Regions from separate parts of the Homo sapiens genome. Here region 2 is linked to region 1. The links are chromatin contacts, found by Hi-C or POLR2A ChIA-PET in ENCODE. All regions are on one chromosome and are shown on one strand. The core of a region is the stretch at or near the end of the contact, and the rest is flanking DNA. Distances in the headings are between cores, read along the strand shown. Region 1 has its middle 11 kb from the start of RETN. Region 2 holds the start of MAP2K7 (mitogen-activated protein kinase kinase 7).

The links. A loop is a pair of places that touch in the nucleus more often than their neighbours do. ChIA-PET counts read pairs that join two places held with the same protein, here RNA polymerase II (POLR2A). Pooled maps may share reads with other maps.
Region 2: a loop to region 1 is called in a map of heart left ventricle, with 2.4 times the contacts of the local background. The contact joins the promoter of MAP2K7 here to the enhancer-like site in region 1. A Hi-C loop is called at or near these places in 1 of 168 maps with a recorded cell type or tissue (heart left ventricle), 2 of 37 single-sample maps with no recorded cell type and 9 of 50 pooled maps. POLR2A ChIA-PET finds 5 or more read pairs at or near these places in 2 of 52 experiments (Panc1 and activated B cell).

Annotation. Positions count from the first base shown.
Region 1 is chr19:7,654,616-7,660,870 of GRCh38, reverse strand. No RefSeq gene overlaps it. Among named protein-coding and RNA genes, the nearest start is that of RETN, 11 kb to the left of the region's middle. RefSeq lists an enhancer at 2,600-2,719. Within about 2 kb of position 3,495, at least 11 of the 41 ENCODE cell types and tissues checked have a DNase peak (open chromatin) inside an H3K27ac peak, as active enhancers do.
Region 2 is chr19:7,900,893-7,907,147 of GRCh38, reverse strand. MAP2K7 (mitogen-activated protein kinase kinase 7) reads right to left here and starts at 3,271. Exons shown (of 11, transcript NM_145185.4): 1 at 3,080-3,271. The coding sequence starts at 3,203. LOC124904630 (a long non-coding RNA gene) reads left to right here and starts at 3,634. Exons shown (of 2, transcript XR_007067121.1): 1 at 3,634-3,727; 2 at 4,399-5,159. LRRC8E (leucine rich repeat containing 8 VRAC subunit E) reads right to left here. Exons shown (of 3, transcript NM_025061.6): 3 at 5,132-6,255. The coding sequence ends at 6,235. RefSeq lists enhancers at 2,229-2,768, 3,417-3,994 and a silencer at 2,710-3,059.

The DNA of each region.
Region 1 (6,255 bases), core at 2,246-4,745:
ACATAAAATCCTTTAACTTCCTCTGATTTCTACCAGTAAAACTGAGCTCTACTGACCTCAATTTTGTACCAAATGCTATCTAATAAAATCCCAGAAACAGTGATTTTTGAAAAATCCATTTTGTTGATGTGTAATTTACATACAGTAGAATGTGCCTATCTTATGTGTTTGGTTTCATGCATTGTTTTTCTTTTTCAACTTTTTAAATTTTTTTTTTTTTTTGAGACAGGGTCTCACTCTGTTGCCCAGGTTGGCGTGCAGTGGCACAATCTCGGCTCACTGCAACCTTCGCCTCTCGGGTTCAAGCAATTCTCCTGCCTCAGCCTCCTGAGTAGGTGGGACCACAGGCACGCGCCACTACACCCAGCTAATTTTTGTATTTTTAGTAGAGACAGGGTTTCTCCATGTTGGCCAGGTTGGTCTCGAACTCTTGACCTCAAGTGATCCACCCACTTCGGCCTCCCAAAGTGCTGGGACCACAGGCACACACCACCACGCCCAACTAATTTTTGTATTTTTCATAGAGATGGGGTTTCACCATGTTGCCCAGGCTGGTCTCAAACTCCTGGCCTCAAGTGATCTGCCTGCCTTGGCCTCCCAAAGTGCTGGAATTACAGGCATAAGCCACCATGGCCAGCCCTCTTTATCAACTTTTATTTATTTTTTCATTTTTTTGAGACGGAGTCTCGCTCTGTTGCCCAAACTGGAGTGCAGCGGTGCGACCTCAGCTCACTGCAACCTCCGCCTCCCGGGTTCAAGCGATTCTCCTGCATCAGCCTCCCAAGTAGCTGGGATTACAGGTGCCCGCCACCACGCCCATCTAATTTTTGTATTTTTAGTGGAGACGGGGTTTCACCATGTTGCCCAGGCTGGTCTCGAACTCCTGGCCTCAAAGCGACCTGCCCGCCTTGGCCTCCCAAAGTGCTGGGATTACAGTTGTGAGCCGCCGCGCCCGGGACCCTCTTTATCAACTTTTATTTTAGATTCAGGGGATACCTGTGCCAGTCTCCTACCTGAGTATATTGCATGATGCTGAGGTTTGGGGTATGAGCGACTCTGTCACCCAGATGGTGAGCACAGCACTCAACAGTTAGATTTTCAACCCTCATGCCCCTTTTCCTCACCCCTCCCTGGCAATCCCCACTGTTCATTATTGCCACCTTTATGTCCATGAGTACCTGAAGTTTAGATCCCACTTATAAGTGAGAACAGGCAGTCTTTGGTCTGCTGTTACTGAGTTTGATGCATTTTGACAAATGTGTCTACCTGCCTGCTGCACGTTTTGGTTTTCCCAAGAATTATTTTCTAAAAATCAGTTTTTATTAAGGTGGCATTTATATACACTAAAATTCTGCACACGATCTTGTAACCATCACCACCAAATACGTATTTATTTATTTATTATTATTTTTTAGAGATGGCGTCTCACTCTGTCTCGATCTCCCACGCCGGGGTGCAGTGGTGCCATCAGAGCTCACTGCATCCTCCAACTCCTGGGCTCAAGCGATCCTCCTGCCTCAGCCTCCTGAGTAGCTAGGACTACAGGCACCCACCACCACCCACAGTTAATTGAAAAAATTGATTCTTCTTTGTAGAGACAGGGTCTCATATGTTGCCAGGATCCTTGGTCTTTGACCTCCCAAAGTGCAGAGATTACAGGCATGCACCACTAATGCCGGGCCAAATACTTGTAATTTAAATTATCGCTGGGCTGGGCACGGTGGCTCACGCCTGTAACCCAGCACTTTGGGAGGCCGAGGGGGGAAGTTCACCTGAGGTCAGGAGTTCCAGACCAGCCTGGCCAACATGCTGAAACCCTGTCTCAACTAAAAATACAAAAATCAGCCGGACATTGTGGCAGACGCCTGTAATCCCAGCTAATCGGGAGGCTAAGACAGGAGAATCGCTTGAACCCGGGAGGCAGAGGTTGCAGTGAGCCGAGATCGCACCATTGTGCTCCAACCTGGGCAACAAGAGCGAAACTCCATCTCAAAAAATAATAATAAAATAAATTATAGTTGGAAAAAAGGGGTTTCCTAAAGACCCAAGGGAAATGGCCTCTTTGTTCCTGAAGCCACAGAGAGGATTTTTCTGCTCCCCACAACTAGTTTTCCTTGTGAAAATTCATAATTGCTACCAGCTTGTTCTCCTCTCTGTCACTATACATCTGTCCTTGAAGCCTTATTTGAACAAAGAGTTCTGGTATCACTCGGATGCCTAGAAACTGTTGCCGTTCTGTGAAACCGACCACCAGAGGAAACCCATGCTTCTCATTGGCTGCCTTACTAAGATGGTGACTTGTTGCCCTGGTGACAAGTTGCAATGACAGGTGGCTCTGCCAAATCAGAACACAGTGATACTTGCTTCCCCTCCCGGGTGAAGGATGGAAAATAAAAGTAAAAGCCTTGGCGGCTGTCAGGCTTCTTTACCAAAGAGCTGGAGAGCACTCCTTGGCCCCATTTATGCAAACACTTCCCATCTACAGATGATCCAGCTTCGGAGTGGGAGTCTAAGCAGCTGCCAGGACCACCGCTTGGCAGAGGACAGGCTGGGGGCTCTGGCATGACCTGCTGGGGCCAGGCTGTGACTTGGAGCAAGAGGTAGCAAGAACCTCGAGGCAGTGAACATCAAAAGAGAGATTTCCGGGGCTAAACACCCTAGGTTTTTCCTTCCTCCTGAACCCTAACCCTAACCCTCTCGGCTCACTGCAACCTCCACCTCCCGAGTGCAAGCAATTCTCATGCCTCAGCCTCCCGAGTAGCTGGGATCACAGGCGTGCGCCACCACGCCCGGCTAACTTTGTATTTTTATTAGAGACGGGGGTTTCTCCACGTTGGTCAGGCTGGTGTCAAACTCTCGAACTCAGGTGATCTGCCCGCCTTGGCCTCCAAAAGTGCTGGGATTACAGGCGTGCGCCACCGTGCCCAGCTTATTTTTGTATTTTTAGTAGAGGTGGGGTTTCACCCTGTTGGCCAGGCTGGTCTTGAACTCCTGAACTCAAGTGATCTGCCTGCCTCAGCCTGCCAAAATGCTGGGGTTACAGGCGCCAGGCCAAGTATCTTATTTTAAAAGGTTACAAAGAATATAGATGTGGATAAAATAAAAGTTTCTTTGCATTACCACTTTCCTGCAAGAAATGAGGGGGAGGGGCTTATGAAACAACTCACACCCCCCCAATTGAGGAACTGTAGATGAAAGGGAAGGTGCTGACAGGCCCGTCTGGCCACGGTTTCCTGGAATAAAACTGAGCCACACACCTCCACAAATCCCCAGCCTCCGGCAAGTACCCCAGAAGTACTCACACTCCACCACCTTCTGTGATCGCAACAGCCCTACGCAACATTACAGAGGGCAAAACCCACGCTGGGGAAGGCGGGGCTACTGTCAAAAGGTCACCAGGGCCAGGCACAGTGGCTCACGCCTATAATCCCAGCTCCTTGGGAGACCAAGGCAGGAGGATCCGTTGAGCTCAAGAGTTTGAGTTCAGCCTGGGCAACACAGGAAAACCCCCGTCTTTACAAAAACTTTTTAAAAATTAGCTGGGTGTGGTGGCATGCCCGTGTAATCCCAGCCACTACTTAGGAGGCCGAAGGGGGAGGATCTATTGCTTCAGCCCGGGAGTTTGTGGCTGCAGTGAGCTATGATTGCACCACTGCACTCCAGCCTAAGTGACAGACAGAGACTCTTAAAAAAAAAAAAAAAAGGGCAGGGCACGGTGGCTTATGTCTGTAATCCTAGCACTTTGGGAGGCCGAGGCGGGCAGATCATCTGGCGTCAGGAGTTCGAGGCCAACCTGGCCAATATGGTGAAACCCTGTCTCTACCAAAAGTACAAAACTTAGCTGGGTGTGATGGTGGGCACCTGTAATCCCAGCTACTCGGGAGGCTGAGGTGGGAGAATCGCTTGAATCTGGGAGGTGGAGTTTGCAGTGAGCCAAGATTGCGCCACTGCACTCCAGCCTGGGTGACAGAATGAGACTCTGTCTCAAAAAAAAAAAAAAAAAGTGGGGCACCTATATTCCCAGCACTTTGGGAAGCTGAGGCAGGAGGATGGCTTGAGGCCAAAAATTCAAAACCCGGCCTGGGCAACATAGCAAGACCCCATCTCTATGAAAAAAAAAAAAAAAAAGTCACCAGGCCAGCTAGCCTAGATTTCAGAGCCAGAATTTGTCTGATGCCATTGTCTTTACTTTTTCTTTTTCTTTTTTTTTTTTTTGAGACAGAGTCTCACTCTGTCACCCAAGCTGCAGGGCAGTGGGACAATCTCAGCTCACTGCAACCTCTGCCTCCCAGGCTCAAGCGATTCTCCTGCCTCAGCCTCCTGAGTAGCTGGGATTACAGACATCCACCACCATTTCCAGCTAATTTTTGTATTTTTAGTAGAGGTGAGGTTTCACCTTTTTGGTCAGGCTGGTCTCCAACTCCCAAGCTCAGGTGATCTGCCCACCTCAGCCTCCCAAAGTGCTGGGATTACAGTTGCGAGCCACCACGCCTGGACTGCTCTTCATTCTTTTTTCAGAACTTTCCCAGCTGCCAACAGAGACAGAAACTGAATCATCTCAGAAGTGAATGAAGGAGGCTGAGGGCGGGTGGACTGCTTGATTAGGAGTTCGAGATTTGCCTAGGCAACATGGAAAAAGCCTGTCTCTGCTAAAAATACAAAAATTAGCCGGGCGTGGTGGCACATGCCTGTAATGCCAGCTGCTTGGGAGGCTGAGGCAGGAGAATCACTTGAACCCGGGAGGCAGAGGCTGCAGCGAGCCGAGATCGCGCCACTGCACTCCAGCCTAGGTAACAGGGCGAGACTCCGCCTCAAAAAAAAAAGAAGGGAATGAAGGACACCCAAAATGGAGCCTCTGTCTGCCAGGGCTTTGCTATCCTGGCCTGCCTATCCCAGCCCTGGACACCTCATCTCTGATCCCACCAGAGCGGAACCTTCCCATTCGCAGGGCCATTTCCTTACCCAGAAACCTTTTCACAATGTTCTTGGCAGCAGCTGTTGGTCAACTGTGTTTTAAGGTTTTTGAGCAACTTTACAGAAAATAAAAGGGAAGCTACCCTCAATGTCTGGGTCTCCCCCTGGGTGGCCTCTCTTTGTCACCTTACTCATTTCCACGAGATTTCCTTGCTTCGTTGAGTTACATCACCTCCTTTTCCTGTCTGGGTCCAGGACGCCTCCTCTGCAGGTCTCCAGCACTGATTCCTTTGTCCCCGATTTCTCTGCTAGGGTCGCTGGCTTCACCATCCCACCACCACTGCTGCTGGCCCAGCCCGCAGCTTTAATTTCTCTGGACCCTCACGTTTTTGTTATTTGTGTTTTTTTTGGAGATGAGGTCTTGCTCTGTCACCCAGGCTGGAGTGCAGTGGTGCAATCACAGCTCACTGTAGCCTCCACCTCCCAGACTCAAGTGATCTTCCTGCCTCAGCCTCCCAAGTAGCTGGGTGTGTGCCACCAGGTGCAGCTACATTTTTTGTAGAGGCAGGGGTCTTGCTATATTGCCCAGGCTGGTCTCAAACTCCCAGCTTTAGATGATCCTTTCACCTCGGCCTCCCAGAGTGCTGGGATTACCAGCATGAGCCACTGCACCCGTCCTCTCATGTATTTTTTATTAATCGATTTATCTATTTACTTATTTTGAGACAGAGTCTTGCTGTACCACCCAGGCTGGAGTGCAGTGGCATGATCTCGGCCCACTGCAACCTCCACTCCCTGGGTTCAAGTGATTCTCCTGCCTCAGCCTCCCGAGTAGCTGGGATTACAGGTGCCCGCCACCATGCCTGGCTAATTTTTGTATTTTTAGTAGTGACGAGGTTTCACCGTGTTGGCCAGGCTGGTCTCGAATTCCTGACCTCAGGTGATCCACCCAACTCGGCCTCCCAAAGTGCTGGGATTACAGGCGTGAGCCACCGCACTCGGCCTCCCTCATGTATTTTTAAGCGGAACAGGTTCAAGATCACAAATGTTTTCCTCTCACTCTTTCAATGAGTTTCTATTCTAGAATCTCCTGCACGCCACAGGAAGGAGAACTCTCACCCTGTAATGCACATAAATACATGAGATCACCATTGTTCTCACCCAGTAATCAGAATCGTTAGTGATAATTAGTAATAAATTTATTTTTACTATATCTAATAAATTAGATAGTAATTACTATGGCAGCCAATCGTTCCTGGGTGCTCCCTAGATGCTTCCAAGGGAGCCACACGTGACCCTCAGGGCTGTGCCCATTCCAGGCTCTTCTGCTGAGCTCATGTA
Region 2 (6,255 bases), core at 2,022-4,521, 250 kb before region 1:
TTTTTGAGACGGAGTCTTGCTCTGTTGCCCAGGCTGGAATGCAGTGGCGCGATCTCAGCTCACTGCAACCTCCACCTAATCTTTTATGTTTTTTTTTTTTTTGAGATGGAGTTTTGCTCTTGTTGCCCAGGCTGAAGTGCAATGGTGCGATCTCAGCTCACTGCAATCTCCGCCTCCCGGGTTCAAGCGGTTCTCCTGCCTCAGCCTCCCGAGTAGCTAGGATTACAGCCTCCCGAGTAGCTGGGATTACAGGTATGTGCCACCATGCCCGGCTAATTTTGTATTTTTAGTGGAGACGGGGTTTCTCTATGTTGGTCAGGGTGGTCTCGAACTCCCGACCTCAGGTGAGCCACCCGCCTCGGTCTCCCAAAGTGCTGGAATTACAGGTGTGAGTCACTGTGCCTGGCCTAATCTCTAGTATTTTTAATGCAGACAGGGTTTCACCATGTTGGCCAGGCTGGTCTCGAACTCCTGACCTCAAGTGATCCACCCTCCTTGGCCTCCCAAAGTACTGAAATTACAGGCATGAGCCACTGCGCCTGGCCCAGTTTTTAAATTTTTGAGACAGGATCTCGCTGTCACCCAGGCTGGGGTGCAGTGGTGTGATCATGGCTCCCTGTAGCCTCAACCTCCCCGAGTGTTGGGATCACAGGTGTGAGCCACCGTGCCTGGCCTCCCCAGAGGCTTTGTTCAATTCCCACCGTCTCCAGAGGTTCCCCCAGGCTGGCCCCCTGCAGGGCCGCTCACCCAGCTAGAATGTTCTCTCTGGTGGGAATGTGCTCCTTGTCCAGTGGGCCCCCCTATTGCAGCCCCCCGCTACAGAGGAGAGGGGCTCCATCTGTTCTATTCACTGCTGTGTCCCTGGCGCCCAGGGCTGGTATGGAACCCGGGGGGTGCTATGTGTTCACCTAGTTGTTGAGAGAGATCCATAGGCACAGGCCACCCACCCACCAGGCCCAACTTTCTCGTTCTCTCAGTTACACACACACAGGCGTGCACCCCCCCCACCCCCGGAGGCCACAGACTCCCATTCAGTGGGGGAGCCCACCTCCTCCTCCAGGGAGTCCAAAGTGGAGCTGGGAGTAAGGGAGGGGGAGGAGGAGGGAGGACGCAGAGGAGGCTGGGCTGGGCTGACCGCTGCTTGAGTGGAGTGAGAGAGAAAGTGAGAGTGAGGGGAAGGGACATGGGGACACACACAGAGCATGGGGGCTGGGGGACGCCATTCTGCGGCCGGGGCAGCGGTTAGGTCAATGGTGCAGATGTCCAAGCAGCGATGATAAAAAGGCTGGTACCTGCTCGTTGGGACGGGGCAGGAGCAGGGCTTAGAGTGATCACAATAACTGGATGGGGAAAAGGAAGAAAAAAACAACACCACGATAAATCACAACAGAAACGACTGATTCGTCCAAAAGAAAAGAAATCAAATCATAAACGAGGAGGAGGGGGAGGCACCGAACTGCAGAGATGGCTAGGAACCGACAGAGATGGGGAGGGCGGGGAGGATGGGATGGAGTTGACACAGACAGAGACGCCTGGAGGGGACTCCTCGGGGGCCTGCCTGCCACCGGCCTCCTAGCTCTGCATGGGAACGGCCACCCCTGAAGGCACCCGGGATCCTGGACTCAACCCTGTCTCATCCACTCAGGGGCCAGGGAGGGCGGCCCCCAGGGGCTAGCAGGGACCCGTGTCTTGGCTGGGCTTCTTGTCTCAGGCAGTGTCCTGCACCAGAATCCCCACCTCCATGATTTCTCTGGACCCCCAAGAGACTCCCCAAGGAGGAACCCACGCTGACTCAGGTCAGGAGAGGGAGGGACAGGAGGGTGTCAGGCTGTGAAGGTCAGGCTGGGTGACCAGGGAATGGGTGGGGTGCCCAGATACGGGGGTACCTTTCTCGCCTGCCATAATGACTCCATAGAGAGAACTAAATAAACTACGAAGGTCACATCAGAGGAGACAAGAGAGAATTTTACTGGGTCAAGAAAGACACAAAAAGGATCATGGGTCAGGGGTGGTGTTCACAGGGTTTGAAAATCTAATTTCCTCCAGCCCAGAGGATTTAGAGACCAGGATCTTGGGGAAAAAGCCGGGAGACTAGATATGGTCAGTGTTCCCAGGCCAGGTGTGTGTGAAGCGAGAGGTACTGATCTAGGATGACAAGGTGTCAGGGAGGTAGGTACCGAGGTGGTGGGACTGATCAGAAAGCAGGTGGATGTATGCTGGGGCGCGGCGGGAGCAGGCCTAGAGTCACACTGGCCCCAGGTGTCCCCAGGTCAGGTGGGTGTGGGTGTGAAGGGAAGGGGAGCCATCACTTGAACACAGGTGACAAAGTCACCGGGCTGGCTGGGGGTCGATGTGCATTTCTGGAGGTCAGACACCACACGCTCACCAAGATGGTGGCAGTGAAACTGGTCACAGGGATTTGCGGGGCCTGGTGTATGTGGGAGGGGGTCTGCTGAGCCCAATGCCATGGTCACTGTCGCCAAGAGGGGGAGAAGGGACCCCCTCCCGTCCCCCCACCTCAGACACGGTCACAGGGAGAGCGAGAGGGAGAATCCTCGGGTCAGAAGAGATGGGGAGGGGCTCTATGTGGTCAAGTAACCTCAGGTGTCCCCGAGCCAGGCGTGCGCGTGTGCGTAGATCGTCGCTGCACGGGGCTGACAAGCCCCCAGGCCGGGGGAGGGGGGCGCCAGACAGTCCCTGAGATGACGAGAGTGGTAGCATCAGGTCAACAGGGACGTGTCTGTGTTTTCGGGGCGACCTGGATGTGGTCACTGTCGCGTGGAGTCGGGGAAGCCCGACCCAGAGGATCACGGCGATGGGGGCGGGTCATCAGCTGGGGGCCTCGCCTGGGTCCGGGAACTGGGCTCCCAAGCCCTGAGGGTGCGAACCCCCCGGAGCTCGCCGGCTCCACGCCCCCCGGGTCACCGTGACCCTCGCCCCGCGAGCCCGCAGCGGGGGGGGCGGAGAGGAGAGCGAGCGCCCCGGAAGCGGGGGCGGGGCCTTGTGGTGGGGGCGGGGCCTCCCGCGGCGCGCGCCCCGCCCCGCCCGCCCGCCCCCTCCCCCACGCCGCCGTGCTTACTGGGCCTGGGCCGCTGGGGGCTGATATCCAGGTTGAGGTCGATCCTCCGCCGGGCCTCCCGGTTCTCCTGCTTCAGCTTTGCTTCCAGGCGGGACAGCTTCTGTTCCAGGGAGGACGCCGCCATCTTCCCCGCCGCCACCGCCGCCGCGCACCGCCCGGCCGCCCGTCAGTCCGGCAGACAAACACCGCACTGCGCCTGCGCCCGGATGACCCCGTCGAGCCGCCGTCTCGCCCCGCACCGCGCATGCCCGCGGCGCGCACCCGCCCTTCTCCGCGTGCGAACCTCCGCGCGTGCGTGCTTCGGCTCAGCCCGAAGGATGACGCCACCTAGAGCTCGAGGCAGGCAACGTGCAACCCCCGCCTTCGTCGCCACCACCACCGTAGTGCGCATGCGCCAATTCCCGATCGCTCCTGAGAGAGGCGCTGCGAGGAAACACCATTCTTCTGAGGACGGTGGGCGGGGAAAACGGCGCGCATGCTTAGCGAGGCGAAGCCGTGTTCGCCCGCGTGGCTTTTGCGCATGCGCATTCCTGGAACCTCGTTCCCAAAGCGGCAGTCGATCCCTGGTCTCCACGGCGGTGCAGCCTCAGCCTCCTCGCTTTTCACGGTCGGCTTGGGCGTCCCTTCGGAATGCCTTCCTCACTGATGGTGCTTTATTAGGATTCCTCTTGTGCTTAATTACCTCCTAGCCTCCTGCTGGCAGCGGGGTGCCGCCTCCTCACCGTAATTAGGCTCCGTCGAGAGCCCTTTCCCTTCTTGCCAGCCCCAGCAGGCTCAGAGTTGGCCGAAGCCAGGGGGGAGGGGACGGCCATGGGAACCCAGCGGTGTGACCCCTGCCCTCGGCGACGGGGCCAAGGTCAAGGCCAGAGTTGTTGGCCAGACCCACATAGAACCTCAAGACACCCCCCTTATCTCTCTCGCACCCGGAACGTGAGCCCAGCGCCTGGACGTGGAGAATTCCTATCTGAGGAGGGGCGCTGGGGTTAGGTGCCAGTGCTTGGGCCCCCGGCAGCCTAAACCACTCCTTTAAGTGGTCCGACGGGTGCTGGGGAAATGTCCCATCTGGAACCCAGGGATCCCCCCAAGAGCGGCTTCCCTCTGCTCTTAGATGCGAGAAGGAAGTTCTGATTTTGCGGACACCCGGGAGGTGGCCAGGGCCAGGCAGACTCTGCCAAGTGCCCTTCCAGCTTCTGGTCCAACGAGGGAACACTTTGGGATGAGAGTTACCGGCTTGTCGGAACTCCTCTGGTGACGATTTGTGGGTGGAGCACACACAAGTGTAGAGTTATAGCTGAGGTCTTTACCTTTCCGTCTTCCAGGCAGCCTTCTGTGCCTCTGCTCTGAGAACATGAGACTCATCCTTGATTCTGGCACACGGGTGTTACTTGGTCACATGAAATAAAAGGTTACGGGCATGGTGGTTCACGCCTGTAATCCCAGCACTTTGGGAGGCCGAGGCGGATGGATCACGAAGTCAGGAGAGGACCAGCCTGGCCAAGATGGTGAAACCCCGTGTCTACTAGAAATACGAAAATTAGCCGGGCATGGTGGCAGGCGCCTGTAATTCCAGCTACTTGGGAGGCTGAGGCAGAGAATTGCTTGAACCCAGGAGGCGGAGGTTGCAGTGAGCCAAGATTGCGCCACTGCACTCCAGCCTGGGTGACAGAGCCAGACTCCGTCTCAAAAAAAAAAAAAAGAAAGAAAAACAGGGTCTTGTTCTGTTGCTCAGGCTGGAGTGGAGTGGTGTGATCACAGCTCACTGCAGCCTCAACCTCCTGGGTCCTGGGCTCAAGCAATCCTCCTGCCTCTGCTTGCCTAGTAGCTGGGACCTCAGGCACACATCAGCACACCTGGCCAACTTTTTTTTGTATGTTTTTGTAGAGATGAGATCTCACTATGTTGCCCAGTTTGGTCTCAAGCTCTTGAGCTCAAGCGATCCTCCCACCTGAGCCTCCCAAAGCGCTGGGATTACAAGCATGAGCCACTATGTCTGGCCCTAATGGACGGTGTTAGACAATGACAGGAGTGCACATAAGAGATCAAAACTAGAACTTGCATAATTAGTATTATTTATTAAGCACCCAGAGAACAGTCAAGACCAAAGTCCCTGCTTGTCCTTGGAAAAATGTCACCTCTATAGCAGGTGTCCTAACCCTGCAGTCCACCCACCTTAGGAAGTCCTTGAATAGCTCTCTGGGGGAAATCTATCAGCTGCCTGAAGAGCTTTGTGTGTATTTGTACACCAGCATTTTCCTGAGGAAGGAGGTGCCTGGCTTCATCAGTTTCTCAAAGGGTCTAGGACCTCAAAAGGGATCAGAATCTAGATATTTGGATACCCTATTTTTTTTTTTTTTGGCAGAGGTGGGGTCTCGCTATGTTACCCAGGCTGATCTCGAACTCCTGAGCTCAACCATCCTCCTGCATTGGCCTCTCAAACAGCTGGGATTATAGTCATGAGCCACAGCGCCCGGCCCTGATACCTTTACGTCAGCATTTCCCAACATACTGTCTCAGGGCCACTTACCTGCACCAGAACTACCTGGAATATTTAGGAACAGACTCCTGGCCCCCAACCAAACCTCCTGAGTCAGTGTTTCAGGGGAGGGGACTGGGATATTTTGTTTTGCACCGACTCCCTAGGTGATTTTGATGCTTAGCCAAATGAGAACCATTGTTCGGAGCTAACATATAACACAGCAAACAACTGTGTCTGTGTCCTCTCCTTGGGAGAGAACTCCAGAAGTAAGTTGCTTTGTTGCATGGGGAGGGGGAGTGTTGGAAATCCCACTGGGATGTGTCGTTTCCCCCATATGTGGCACTAATTGAGCTGGAATATCCAGGGAGAGGCAGCAGTTCTAGGGATGGGAGCAAGGCCAGCCAGCCTGCCAGAGACACAGGTGTGGTTTTGGTCGGAGAATGCCATGACTGAGTTAATCCCTCCATACCAGGTTCCACCCCAGCTCCACAACATCCTGTCTGTCTCCCCAGACAAACCAGCCCAGATCCTCCTGGGCCCCAGAAAGATGACACAGCTGCCCCCGCCCCCCCCATCTCCTGGCCTGGACCCACTTGGCTTCCTATCTTGGAAGACAATGGTTGAGATTCCAGGGCAGAAGCATTTTTAAGGCTCTACCTAAAACGGCCCCACCCCAGCTTCATTCCTCCTCCATCTTGTC